2 separate regions of the Homo sapiens genome follow, and region 2 is linked to region 1. Evidence: chromatin contacts called from ENCODE Hi-C or POLR2A ChIA-PET data. All regions are on one chromosome and are shown on one strand. Each heading gives the region's core, a stretch centred on a gene start or an enhancer-like site at or near the end of the contact. The rest is flanking DNA. Distances are from core to core; before and after follow the strand shown.

What was found. Hi-C counts contacts between places; a loop is a spot of excess contacts on that map. ChIA-PET counts read pairs that join two places held with the same protein, here RNA polymerase II (POLR2A). Pooled maps may share reads with other maps.
Region 2: a map of HepG2 shows a loop between it and region 1 (12-fold over the local background). The contact joins the promoter of RUFY1 here to the enhancer-like site in region 1. A Hi-C loop is called at or near these places in 1 of 168 maps with a recorded cell type or tissue (HepG2) and 2 of 50 pooled maps. POLR2A ChIA-PET finds 5 or more read pairs at or near these places in 1 of 52 experiments (GM10248).

Annotation. Positions count from the first base shown.
Region 1 is chr5:177,325,900-177,331,841 of GRCh38, forward strand. It overlaps LMAN2 (lectin, mannose binding 2), which reads right to left. Exons shown (of 8, transcript NM_006816.3): 8 at 5,668-5,942. Among named protein-coding and RNA genes, the nearest start is that of MXD3, 17 kb to the left of the region's middle. RefSeq lists an enhancer at 237-1,180. Within about 2 kb of position 1,837, at least 12 of the 41 ENCODE cell types and tissues checked have a DNase peak (open chromatin) inside an H3K27ac peak, as active enhancers do.
Region 2 is chr5:179,546,792-179,553,349 of GRCh38, forward strand. It overlaps RUFY1 (RUN and FYVE domain containing 1), which reads left to right and starts at 3,763. Exons shown (of 18, transcript NM_025158.5): 1 at 3,763-4,088. The coding sequence starts at 3,779. The region is part of intron 4 of LOC128966623 (a long non-coding RNA gene); the gene reads left to right. It overlaps LOC105377762 (a long non-coding RNA gene), which reads right to left and starts at 3,713. Exons shown (of 4, transcript XR_941315.4): 1 at 3,153-3,713. RefSeq lists a silencer at 3,688-4,397.

The DNA.
Region 1 (5,942 bases), core at 587-3,086:
GTATGAGTTAGGATTAGGTTTGGCTGTGAGCAAAAGAAAACCTGCAACAATGCATACACAGTGGCTGATTTCTCTCCCATGTAAATGCTGTCCCCAATGCCAGTGGGCCCAGCGACAGTGGAGGTCCACTCCCCAGATGGCTGTGTGCCCAGCAATCTGCTGCCTGTGGGTGCATTTGCAAGGGTCTACAAAAATAAGTAATTCAGAATCAATGTTGTTGGAACTTTAAATTACTTTGAGCCTTAAAGGAATGTGATTATGGAGGCTGAGTCATGTGGTAGGCAGCTGTAACCTAGGCAGCTGTAACCTTTGTTCCTCTGATTATAGATTAGCCTTTTCTTTACCTACATTGTTTTGTAAAATGTTGCAAAAGACTAGGGCTCCAGAAAAGATGCTTTTCCTCTTCAACTTGATCTTCATTATAGATTAACTTTCCTCTTAACTACTTCTATGACCTCATGACTATCACACTGTCTAAGATGGAATGTTTAAATATACACTTTTAATTTGGAAAAGGAGCCTGGATCAGAACACGTGGAAAAAGTTAATTTAAAATAAGAAAAGAGGCCAGGTGCAGTTGCTCACGCTGGTAATTGCACCACTTTGGGAGGCCGAGGTGAGTGCATCACGAGATCAGGGGTTTGAGACCATCCTGGCCAACATGGTGAAACCCCGTCTCTACTAAAAATACAAAAATTAGCCGGGTGTGGTGGCACGCACCTGTAGTCCCAGCTACTTGGGAGGCTGAGGCAGGAGAATCACTTGAACACAGGAGGCAGAGGTTGCAGTGAACTTAGACTGAGCCACTGCACTCCAGCCTGGGCGACAGAGCAAGACTCTGTCTCGAAAAAAAAAAAAAAAGAAAGAAAGAAAGGAAAGAAAGAAAGGAAAGAAAGGAAAGAAAGGAAAGAAAGGAAGAAAGAAAGAAAGAAAGAAAGAAAGAAAGAAAGAAAGAAAGAAAGAAAGAAAGAGAAAGAAAGAAAGAAAGAAAGAAAGAAAGAAAGAAAGAAAGAAAGAAAGAAAGAAAGAAAGAAAGAAAAGAAAGAAAGAAAGAAAGAAAGAAAGAAAGAAAAAGGCTGGACACAGCCACTCATGCCTGTAATCCCTGCACTTCAGGAGGATTGCTTGAACCTGGGCAACACAGTGAGACCCTGTTTCTACAGAAGTTTAAAAACTTAGGCCAGGCATGGTAGCTCGTGCCTGTAATCCCAGCACTTTGGGAGGCCGAGGCAGGCAGATCACCTGAGGTTGGGAGTTCGAGACCAGCCTGACCAACACGGAGAAACCCCGTCTCAACTAAAAATACAAAAAATTAGCCGATCCTGGTGGTGCATGCCTGTAATCCCAGCTACTCGGGAGGCTGAGGCAGAAGAATTGCTTGAACCCAGGAGGTGGAGGTTGCAGTGAGCTAAGATCAGGTCACTGCACTCCAGCCCAGGTGACAGAGCAAGACTCCGTCTTGAAAAACAAAAAAAACAAAACAAAAAACAGAAAATTTGGGCCGGGCGCAGTAACTCATGCCTGTAATCCCAGCACTTTAGGAGGCCAAGGCGGGTGGATCGCTTGAGCCCAGGAGTTCCAAGATCAACCTGGGCAGCATGGCAAGACCCCATTTCTATTAAAAAAAAAAAAAGTAAGAAAAGAAAAAACTGGAGCTATGGAGACATACAGAGGAAAGATGATCTGAAGATGGCCACGTTATGATGGAATCGGAGACTGGAGTGGTGTGTCTACGAGCCAAGGAACTCCCACGTCTGCTGAGAATGGCCAGAAGCCGGGAACAGGAAGGGAAGGGCTCTCCTCTACAGCCATCAGAGACAGCGCAGCTCTGCCAACACCCTGACTTGAGACTTCCGGCCTCTAGAACTGAGAGCCAATCACTTTCTGTTGTTCAAGCCCCTCAGTTTGTGGTCCTTTATGGCAGCCCTAGGAAACCAATGTAAGCACTATGTAACATACTTATTTCACCCGATCTCTCCACTAGACTATGAGCTCCATGGGGACAGAGATCTTTGTCCCTTTTGTCCTCTGTTGTATCCCCAGTGCCTAATGCCGTGTGTGGCACAGAATGGACTGTGACCATCAGCGGCAGTCTGGAGCAGACCTATACATGTCAGAAAACTCACCACACGGAGGGGATAAAGGCAGGGCTGCTTTTAGCCACAAAAGAACAGAAAACATGACTCACAGTAGTTTGAACAAATAGGCATTTTTTTTTTTAACATAAAACCCCTGCAGCTGGCAGTCCGGGCTGGGCAGCACCTCAGCCACGCCAAGGACTCTCCCTCCACCAGGCTCCGGGTGCTCCACTCAGCCCTTGTGGTCACACGGGGGGTTCTGCATGCCAGGGGTCCCTTCCACATTCCAGACAGGAAGACGGGAGCGGGCCCGGCCACACCAGCTGCTGTTAGATCTCCTCACCTGGGGAAACCCAGAGGAACTGGAGGCCCTCGTCGGCAGGCTCGGGCATCTGACCAGCCGCAGTGGGCACACGGCCGCCCTAGCTGGAAGGAGCCGGGAGCTCAGCCAAGTATATAGCCTTCCAGCCCGAGAGGGGAGGAAGCTGAGGGGCAGGGTTAGGAGCAGATGTGGCGTGGCCACCTGAGTGTGCGCCTCAGAGGGTGCAGAAGGACCCAGGGGTCGGTAAATGGTGCTGGAACTGGCTGGAGACAATTGGAAAAATGGATTCCCTACATCACACCCTACGCCAGCTTAACTCCACTTCGATTAAATGCCAAATTTGAAAAGCAAAATTTTAAAGCTTTTAAGCAAAAACAAAATCTTTAGAATAGATTATGAAATCACACTAAATTATAGGCTGTATATCAAATGACGTCATTGAAAAGCAAAAGCCCCCAGGCACACTGGAAGGTATGCGCCAAGGGCATATCACCAGAGGAGCCCCGCACAGGCACTCCTACACGGCCGGAAGAAAGGGCCCGGACTAAACCACCACACAGAAACACAGATGCCAATAAACGCACACACATCCCAACATGGCTAGCAGAGAAACAAACGAAAGCTTTTGCATCCACCTGTCAAAAATGGAAAGCTCTGACTATATCAGGTGCTGAGGGACAGAGGGGATCTCGGCAGGTGCCACCCCACTGTGGTCACGGCCCGATTTGGAGAGCAGCGAGGCACCCTCTAGTAAAACTGAAAATGGGCTGGGTGCGGTGGCTCACGCCTGTAATCCCAGCAGTTTGGGAAGCTGAGACGGGTGGATCACTTGAGGTCAGGAGTTCGAGACCAGCCTGGCCAACGTGATGAAACCCTTTCTCTACTAAAAATACAAAAATTAGCCAGGCATGGTGGTGCACACCTGTAGTCCCAGCTACTCGGGAGGCTGAGGCAGGAGAATCGCTTGAACCCAGGAAGCAGAGGTTGCAGTGAGCCAAGACTGTGCCACTGCACTCCAGCCTGGGCAACAGAGTTTAAGACTCTGTCTCAAAAATAAATAAATAAATAAATAAATAAATAAGACACATCCAGGAGTGCTTAGAGCAGTATCATGTAGCAGAGCAAAAGCCCTAAACCACCTCCAATCAGCAGCAGAATGGAGAAACTGGAGTCTGTTCATACCTCACAGTGAGAAACACCCATCTTGAGCCACATGTAATCCAAAGACTCACCAACCATGCTGAATTGCAAAAGTTGAGGAATACGTCCATGTACCACTTAGTCTTCAGAAATTCAAAACAATACAATGTATGTAGAGATACATATCCCTGTGGTAAAAATTTTCAGACAGACACAAAAAGTCAGATCCTGCAGCAATCACCTTTGGCAGGAGGAGACAGAGGGATCCAAGTGCGTCCGTGATATTTCTCACGTCGCACGGCAGGTCCATAGCCACACATTCACGTTTAACTTTTGTATGATGAAATACCTCAAATTTTTAGACACACATGGCAAAAACATAGACTATGGCATCACGGTCCTGCGTGTGTGAAATGCGGATGTCAGAATACACATCGATCGTTCTAGGGAAGCACCTCTAGGTATGAATTTTGAAACAATCAACTTTTCTTAGGTACAACAAGGCTATGTTCCAATGGAAAGGGGTGCCCACCGTGACAGCCAAGTAGAGACCGGCACGATCACTTTAACCCCTGCTGCCACAGCATGGGACCTTTAACACCTGCTGCCACAGCGTGGGACCTTTAACACCTGCTGCCACAGCGTGGGACCTTTAACACCTGCTGCCACAGCATGGGCCCTAACTCCGTCTTGTGCTCAAGCTTGGGTACCTGTTAAAACCACTGCAGGGGCTTTTGAAGCCACCCTTGCCCCAGCTCCACCTGACACACTCAGCCAGAACTGGAGAAGAAGGCAGGCTCTTCTCAGTTCTCCAGGGAACTCCAATACACAGCCAAGGCTGAGAACCATCTAGTATGGGACACTAATTGGCCTAGTAATTCAGGAATTCGGTGAAGACCAATTTAGAGCCAAAAATTAAAGGTGAAGCCTGGTGAGCGTGGTGCCGATGACGTGATTGTAGCAGCCGTGGAGAGCTCGTCTCTGGGCCTCGGCTCTACACACCTGGCCTAAAGCCCTCCAGCACCTGACAGGTGAGCGTCGTGGATGAAATGAGTTATGTGCCTCAATCGCTCCGAAGCAGGGCCTGTCATAAACACACGATCTGCTACCTTTTCAAGGAAAGGAACTGCTTTGGGAAAAGTGTTAATAAAATACTTCAATAAGGAGGATCATGATTACTCTTCAGGCTTCACGAACAGGCTCCCAAACCCGTGAAAGCAGCACAAACTCGAACCTCTCAGTCACTGTGTGGAATCTCTAGACGTCTAACCTGTTGAAGGAGGAAACACAGAGGACACGAGAGGCGGGTGACAGTGGACCAGTGAAGAGCTCTGGAGAATGAGAGACAGAGGGTAAAGTCCTTACTCTCACTCATGTCTCTCTATATTTTTTGCAATGATAATCTGTTTGATAGTGTTAATTACCAAAAGCCTGGCTGCTGAAAGGAGGGACGGCTGGCTTCTAAGGTGGGAGATTCAAATGCAACTGAACGGGGAGTGGGAAGGGGACGAGGAAGACAAGATCATCGGCTCAGCAAGGTGTCCAAGGAGGGCTAGAGTTGGGATCAGAGCCAGAGGGGTGGCTTGGGACGGGACGGGACATGCTGCTCCACGGCGCGAGGTGGAGGCAGCCACAGCTGGGGGCGACGATTATGGAAGCTGCCGGGGGTGGTGCCATGCCTTCAGCTGCTGCCTTTCCTCCACTCCCCGTTATCATCTTTGTCCCCTGAGGTGCCCCAAAGGGACTGCCACAACCACCCCCACCATCCTCCAGCCCCTTGCACATCATCCCAGAGCCCCCCGGAGTTCCCCGTCAGTGTACCCGCCTGCCCAGCCAAGCCTCCACGTGGTGCCCCTTACCACCCATCCTTTTACCCAGAGGCCCAGAGCATGTGGGAGACAGCACAGGGCCCCATCCCCAAAACATCACTTGCCAGGTGACACTGGGCAAGCTGTACTTGACCTCTGAGAGCCGTGTGTCCCCAGCTGGGAAACAGGGCAACCCATCCCATCCTCCGGGACTCTGCAGGTCAGAGCAGACGAGCTGAAAGCTCTAAAGCACTGGCGGGCTGGAAGTCATTAGAAGAGAAAGCAAAGCAAGCCCCTCAGGACAGTCACACGGCTGAGGTTGGGTATTTCACTTTATTTAGCAAACGGTCACACTCGGCCCCACCACACCGCGCCTGCAGCCTCACTTGAGCATCTGTCTCAGGAAGCAGCTCAGGGTGAACAGGAAGGCCTGGGTTTCCCAGTTCAGGCCTTATCCGTCGCCACACGTGCCACACACCACAAAACAAAATCACTTCCCCACGTCCTCAGGAGCCCACCCCAGTGTGGTCCGGGGGACCCTCCAGTGTTCAACAGCTGCCTGCAGGGGCCACAGCCCATCTGTAGACACAGACC
Region 2 (6,558 bases), core at 2,513-5,012, 2.2 Mb after region 1:
GCAAGAGGCCAAGCTTTTGGCCCATCACGGCTTTTGACGTGCCTACCTCATTAAGCTTAATCATTTCTAGCTTTTGATATAAAGAGAGAGACATGCAACTCTTCCTTTTACCTGAACACTCAGAGGCCATTGTACGGTTATTAATTGGCCTAATTTCTTTTCCTTTTTCTTTTCTTTTTTTTGGTTGGAGATGGAGTTTCACTCTATCGCCCAGGCTGGAGTGCAGTGATGCAATCTTAGCTCACTGCAACCTCCGCCTCCCAGGTTCAAGCAATTCTCGTGCCTCAGCCTCCCCAGTAGCTGGTATTACAGGTGCCTGCCACCACACCCAGCTAATTTTGTATTTTTAGTAGAGACAGGGTTTCACCATGTTGGCCTGGAACTCCTGATCGCAAGTGATCTGCCCACCTTAGACTCCCAAAGTGCAGGGATTACAGGTTTGAGCCACGGCCTAATTGGCCTAATTTCAATATTGTGTCTCAGGGCACAGGGAGGCCCGAGGAGAGGGTAAGGGAGAAGGAAACACGTGGTTGGTGGAGCAGTAAGAACACATACAACATTTATCAATTAAGTTTACCATCTTATATGGGTGCAGTTTGTGGTGCCCCAAAACAATTAATAATAGTAACACCAAAGATCACAGATCACAAATCATATAACAGATGTAAGGGTAGTTTAAAAGTTTAGAATATTTTGAGAATTACGAAAATGTGAAACAGAGGCACAAAATAAGCACGTGCTGTTGGGTTGCCAACAGCAACTTTTTCTTTTTTTGAGACGCAGTTTTTTTTGCACTTGTCGCCCAGGCTGGAGTGCAGTGGTTCGATCTCGGCTCACTGCAACCTCTGCCTCCCAGGTTCAAGCGATTCTCCTGCCTCAGCCTCCAGAGTAGCTGGGATTATAGGCTCCCACCACCACGCCTGGCTAATTTTTGTGTTTTTAGTAGAGACGGGGTTTCGCCATGTCGGCCACGCTGGTCACGAACTCCTGATCTCAGGTGATCCACCCACCTGTGCCTCCCAGAGTGCTGGGATTACAGGCGTGAGCCACCGTGCCCGGCTGCCAAAAACTTTAATTTGTTAAAAAAGCAATAAAGCGAAGCACTATAAAATGAGATATATTTCAATATGTAAACGAGGCACAACTACCACTGAAATAACATAGACATTTGCACGTGTAATTCTGAACAAATCAATTTAGCTACGTTCCAGGAAAATTTAGGGTACACTTATGGTAGTCATTACACTGCTCACAAAGATTCCCAGTTGTGGTTTTCCCAGACAGAAATAGGTCTGAACTTCCCAACTCCCTAGAAATTAAACGTGGCCATGTGATTTGCTTTCACCAATGAAATGTGCATAAGTGACCTTTGTCATGCAGGACTGGAGCATGTAATATTTATGCAAAACTCCCAACAGGCTGGGTCCTGAGAGACTACAATGAGTTGGGCAGAGTACTCACCCCATCTACATTGACATGTAGCATGATGAGAAACCAGCTTTTAGGTTAAGCCATTGAGATTTGGGGGTTGTTACTGAAGAATAACCTTGCCTGATAAATGTTGAAACTGTTCCCCCAAAAAAGAGTTAATGTTTTTATACAAAATGGAATTCGGTTCCACGCCCTGATCATTATAAACAAACTTTTCACCTACATAAATGTCCAGTAGCATTGGAAAGTCATGAAGGATTCGGGACAATGCTGTTATTCTAGACTATCTTCATCCCTGTCTATGCATCCAGTAAAGACTAGTAGGGCCGGGCTCAGTGGCTCACGCCTGTAATCTCAACACTTTGAGAGGCCGAGGCGGGGGAATCACGAGGTCGAGAGATCGAGACTATCCTGGCGAACATGGTGAAACCCCGTCTCTACTAAAAGTACAAAAATTAGCCAAGTGTGGCGCCACGCCCCTGCAGTCCCAGCTACTTGGGAGGCTGAGGCAGGAAAATCGCTTGAACCCGGTAGGCAGAGGTTACAGTGAGCCGAGATTGCGCCACTGCACTCCAGCTTGGTGACAGAGCAGGACTTGGCCTCAAAAACAAACAAACAAACAAGACCAGGCCGGGCGTGGTGGCTCACGCCTCTAATCCCAGCACTTTGGGAGGCCGAGGCTGGCGGATCACGAGGTCAGGAGATCAAGACCATCCTGGCTAACACGGTGAAACCCCGTTTCTACTAAAAATACAAAAAAAAAAAAAAATTAGCCGGGCGTGGTGGCGGGCACCTGTAGTCCCAGCTACTCGGGAGGCTGAGGCAGGAGAATGGCGTGAACCCGGGAGGTGGAGCTTGCAGTGAACCGAGATCGCGCCACTGCACTCCAGCCTGGGCGACTGAGCGAGACTCCGTACGAAAACAAACAAACAAAAAAGACTGGTAGTATGCCCTCAGTCATTACACAACTCAAACACCAACTCCACAAATTCCCAAAACACTCCTAGATGAAGTGGTATCCCTTCACTGAGAACTGGCCTTTCAGGGACCAGACATATCATGCAACCTAGTGAAGTGGGCTGGACCAAGACAGGTCCAGGGAGCAGCTGGGCGTCTAAAGGGGCAGCACAGTTTATTCCCAACAGTTTGTTGCCATCTGGGAATATGCCATGAGTTACCAAATATTCCAGTGATTCCAGAGAAAGCTAAAATCCAGATTCTTATGTGAAATCTTTTGATTTCTAAATATTGGCAACAAGTTTTAAGATTTGTAAACATTCTGGGAATCAAAACAGCTCTGCTGGTTTGGTGTGGCTCATGTTGCCTCACTTTGCAAAGTGTTAAGTGCTAGTAAATTTTAGTGTTTTTTCTGAGACAGGGTCTCACTTTGTCGCCCAGCCTGGAGTGCAGTGGCCATGATCTCCGCTCACTGTGGGATCGACCTCCCGGGCTCAAGCGATCCTCCCACTCTCAGCCCCCCAAGGAGCTAGGAGTAGAGCTGTCCCGCCACGACATCTGGCTGGTTTTTTGTTGTTGTTGTTGTTGTTGTTTTGGTATTTTAGTAGAGACGGGGTTTCGTCCTACTAAAGGCCCGCCTGGGCCTTCCGAAGTGCTGGGATTACAGGCGTGAGCCACCGCGCCCGGCCAAAATTTTCCTTTGTACTTACTCAAATTCCTTTCTTTTCCAAGTGAAGAAACAGACTGAGTGTATAGTGACTTACCCAGGCCACACAGTTGGATACCAGAGATAGTAGTCACAATCGCTAACATCTGCCATGTGGTCCTTACTGCAAATCTTATTTAATAATGAGGTCGGTTTTTGTTATCCCACTTAACTAATCAATAGGAGAAGCCACCTCTGATTTCCAGTCCACTATCGTGCACTCTTTCTTGCCAAGCCGTCATAGTCATTAGATTAAAAAAAAAAAAAAATTCCTGCTTTCCTGCCTCGCCTGTGCGTTTCCTTAGTCGCCCTTTCGGGGCTTGTTCTAATGAGTGCTACAGAAAAATGACGAAGTGGAAAATATAGACCATGAAATGAAAATTTAAAAGAGGAAATGGTGTCACAAAGACAACGACGGCCAGGGAACCCCGTGAAGCGCCGGGCAGGGTGCACAACTGTCCTCGGAGAAAGTTCAAGAGGAACTTCCCCGCGAACAGGTCCTGCCGGCGGCCGGGAATACGCACACTTTTTATGTTATGACTTGGACTTTCCCGAACCTTTCGAAACAGAGGGAAGGCGAGGCGGTGAAGAGGGAGAAAAATCTCCCCCACCTAAGGCAAAGGCGATGCCCGCCCGCCCCCACCCCGCGCCCGCCCGCCCGCTGGGTCACATGACACGGCCAAGATGGCCGACCGGGAAGGCGGCTGCGCTGCTGGGCGGGGGCGGGAGCTGGAGCCGGAGCTGGAGCCGGGGCCGGGGCCCGGGTCAGCGCTTGAGCCGGGAGAAGAGTTTGAGATCGTGGACCGAAGCCAGCTGCCCGGCCCAGGCGACCTGCGGAGCGCAACGAGGCCGCGGGCGGCCGAGGGCTGGTCGGCGCCCATCCTGACCCTGGCACGCAGGGCCACCGGGAACCTGTCGGCGAGCTGCGGGAGCGCGCTGCGCGCGGCCGCGGGGCTGGGCGGCGGGGACAGCGGGGACGGCACGGCGCGCGCAGGTAGGCTCGGGCCGGGTCTGTCCCGCGGCGGACTCGCGTGTCCCCGCTGGCCGCCGGCGCGGGCGCGGTGGGGGCCGGGCTGGGAGGGCACTGGCCGTTCCGGGAGGTTACGCGAGCTGTTGGCGGGCGGGCGGCGCCTGGCTGCGCCTGGGTCTTTACTCCGGCGGCCCAGCCGAGACCGCCCCCCGCAGCCCCGCGTGCCTGAGCGCGCTCCCGCACCCGCGCCTCTATGCTCTCCCACTAACTAGGTGAAGGACGTGTGCGCGTCCGGGCTTCGGAACTCTGTAGTAACTCCACACACGAAACGGAGCCAGCACTGTTCTGCTTTTCAGCCGTTCAGTGCGGGAGTGGAGCGCCGGCGGGTGTTGGGAGGGCGTGGGCCCTGCGCGCAGCGGACCAGCGGCGCCTCCGCTCACCTCTGCCTGTGAGATGGGGATTTTAAAGTCACCCGATGATCTCTTAAAGACCTTTTCAGCCCTTGTAATGAACAGAGTGCCAGCATATCAGTGATAGTAAGAGTTAAGTAACTTAGCCCTCTAACGCCAGACATCCAGAGCTGTGCTATCCAATACAACAGCACGCATATGTTTTTGTGTGTGTGTTTTTGTTTTTATTTATTTTTATTTTTTTGAGACCGGGTCTTGCTCTGTCGCCCAGGCTGGAGTGCAGTGGTGCGATCTCGGCTCACTGCACCCTCTGCCTCCCGGGTTCAAGCGATCCTCCCTCCCGCCTCAGCCTCCCGAGTAGCTGGGATTACAGGTGCCCACCACCACGCTCGGCTAAGTTCCCCGCCCCCACCCCCCTCCCATATTTTTAGTAGAAACGGGGTTTCACCATCTTGGCCAGGCTGGTCTTGAACTCCTGACCTTGTGATACACCTGCCTCGGCCTCGTAAAGTACTGGGACTACAGGCTTGAGCCACCGCGCCCGGCCGGATTCCTCAATTTCTAACTGAATCAATTGAAATTCAGTACTTTTAAATTGAATTAAAAATTGAGTTCCTCGGCCGGGAGCGGTGGCTCACGCCTGTAATCCCAGCACTTTGGGAGGCCGAAGCGGGTGGATCACGAGGTCAAGAGATCGAGACCATCCTGGCCAACATGGTGAAACCCCGTCTCTACTAAAAATACAAAAAATTAGCTGGGTGTGTTGGCATGCACCTGTAGTCCCAGCTACTCAGGAGGCTGAGGCAGGAGAATCGCTTGAACCTGGGAGGCAGAGGTTGCAGTGAGCCGAGATCGCGCCACTGCACTCCAGCCTGGGTGACAGAGCGAGACTCTGTCTCAAAAAAAAAAAAAAAAAAAAAAACTTGTTCCTCGATTACAGCGGCCACATTTTAAATGCTCAGTAGCCTGTGTGTGGCCAGTGGCTACTGTATGAGATAGCACATAATAGAACATTGCCAACTTCATAGAAAATGCTGGGACAGAGCTGAGGAAAGGTTGTGGTGCCTTCCAAGGAGCATCATAGCACACACTCGAGGCTTCCTGATTCCTCCCCATCCACTGGTACCTTTGCTGTAGATGCACTGACCCCAGGTAGTGAATTGTGAGATTTTCAGTGGTCAAGAATAATTACTGAGTAAAGTTGAAAGGCTGACTCGTTTTGAGATCCTGGCAGTGGAAAATAGCATTAGAGGATGATGAGAGCCTGGGCAGGCCGGGAATCTACTGCCCTCTAGCTTGACACCTTTTCCCGAGACTTTTCCACACATCAGTGGATGCTGAGTTGCATACTCATTGACAGTCAGTACTGAAAGTCAAGGCATGGCGTCTCCTGGAGGCCTCTTAGATATTTCGTGGCAGGAGTAAGCAAATAATAAAAGTTCTTCCCTGCTAGAATTTCTTTCCTTTAATGCAGAATCAAGGAAAAAATTAAAAAGATAAAATGAAATGTGTCAGTACCTGGCACAGAATAATAAGTGTTTGCTGAACAAATGCATATTTGAAAAATACCTGTGTTCCATCTATGGAAGTGATAGAAACAATAGCCAACACTTATATTGTCCTTCAAAGGTGCCAGGCATTAGTCTTAAACCTGTACAAGTATTCATTCATTCCTCACAACAACCCTATGTGATAGCAGGACTAGCTTCATGGGTGGACAGTCAATGCAGGCTTTGATCACTCTGGTGGAAAGGGCCAGGCACTCAGAAGTATCCCATGCTTGAAATTCTTAATTTTATCTTTGAATTTGTGTTTTTTAAGTGAAGTCCAATGGGACAGGTTCTCAGTTGCCCTGGCCCACTCGAGCTGCCCTGGGGCTTCTCCCTACCCTCCCTGATCCCACTCTTGCCCAGGCAGCGTTGGGATTGCACCCTCCGAATCTCAGGGCAGGGTGGCTGGTACCACAGCACATTAGGCAGGCAAGTGGGCAGGGGCCTCTCACCTGTCCCATCCCTGCAGGGAAGTTGCAATCCATTAGGGCTGTAGTAAGGGGGAGTCTGACTTCTGTGCTCTGCTCCAGGCCG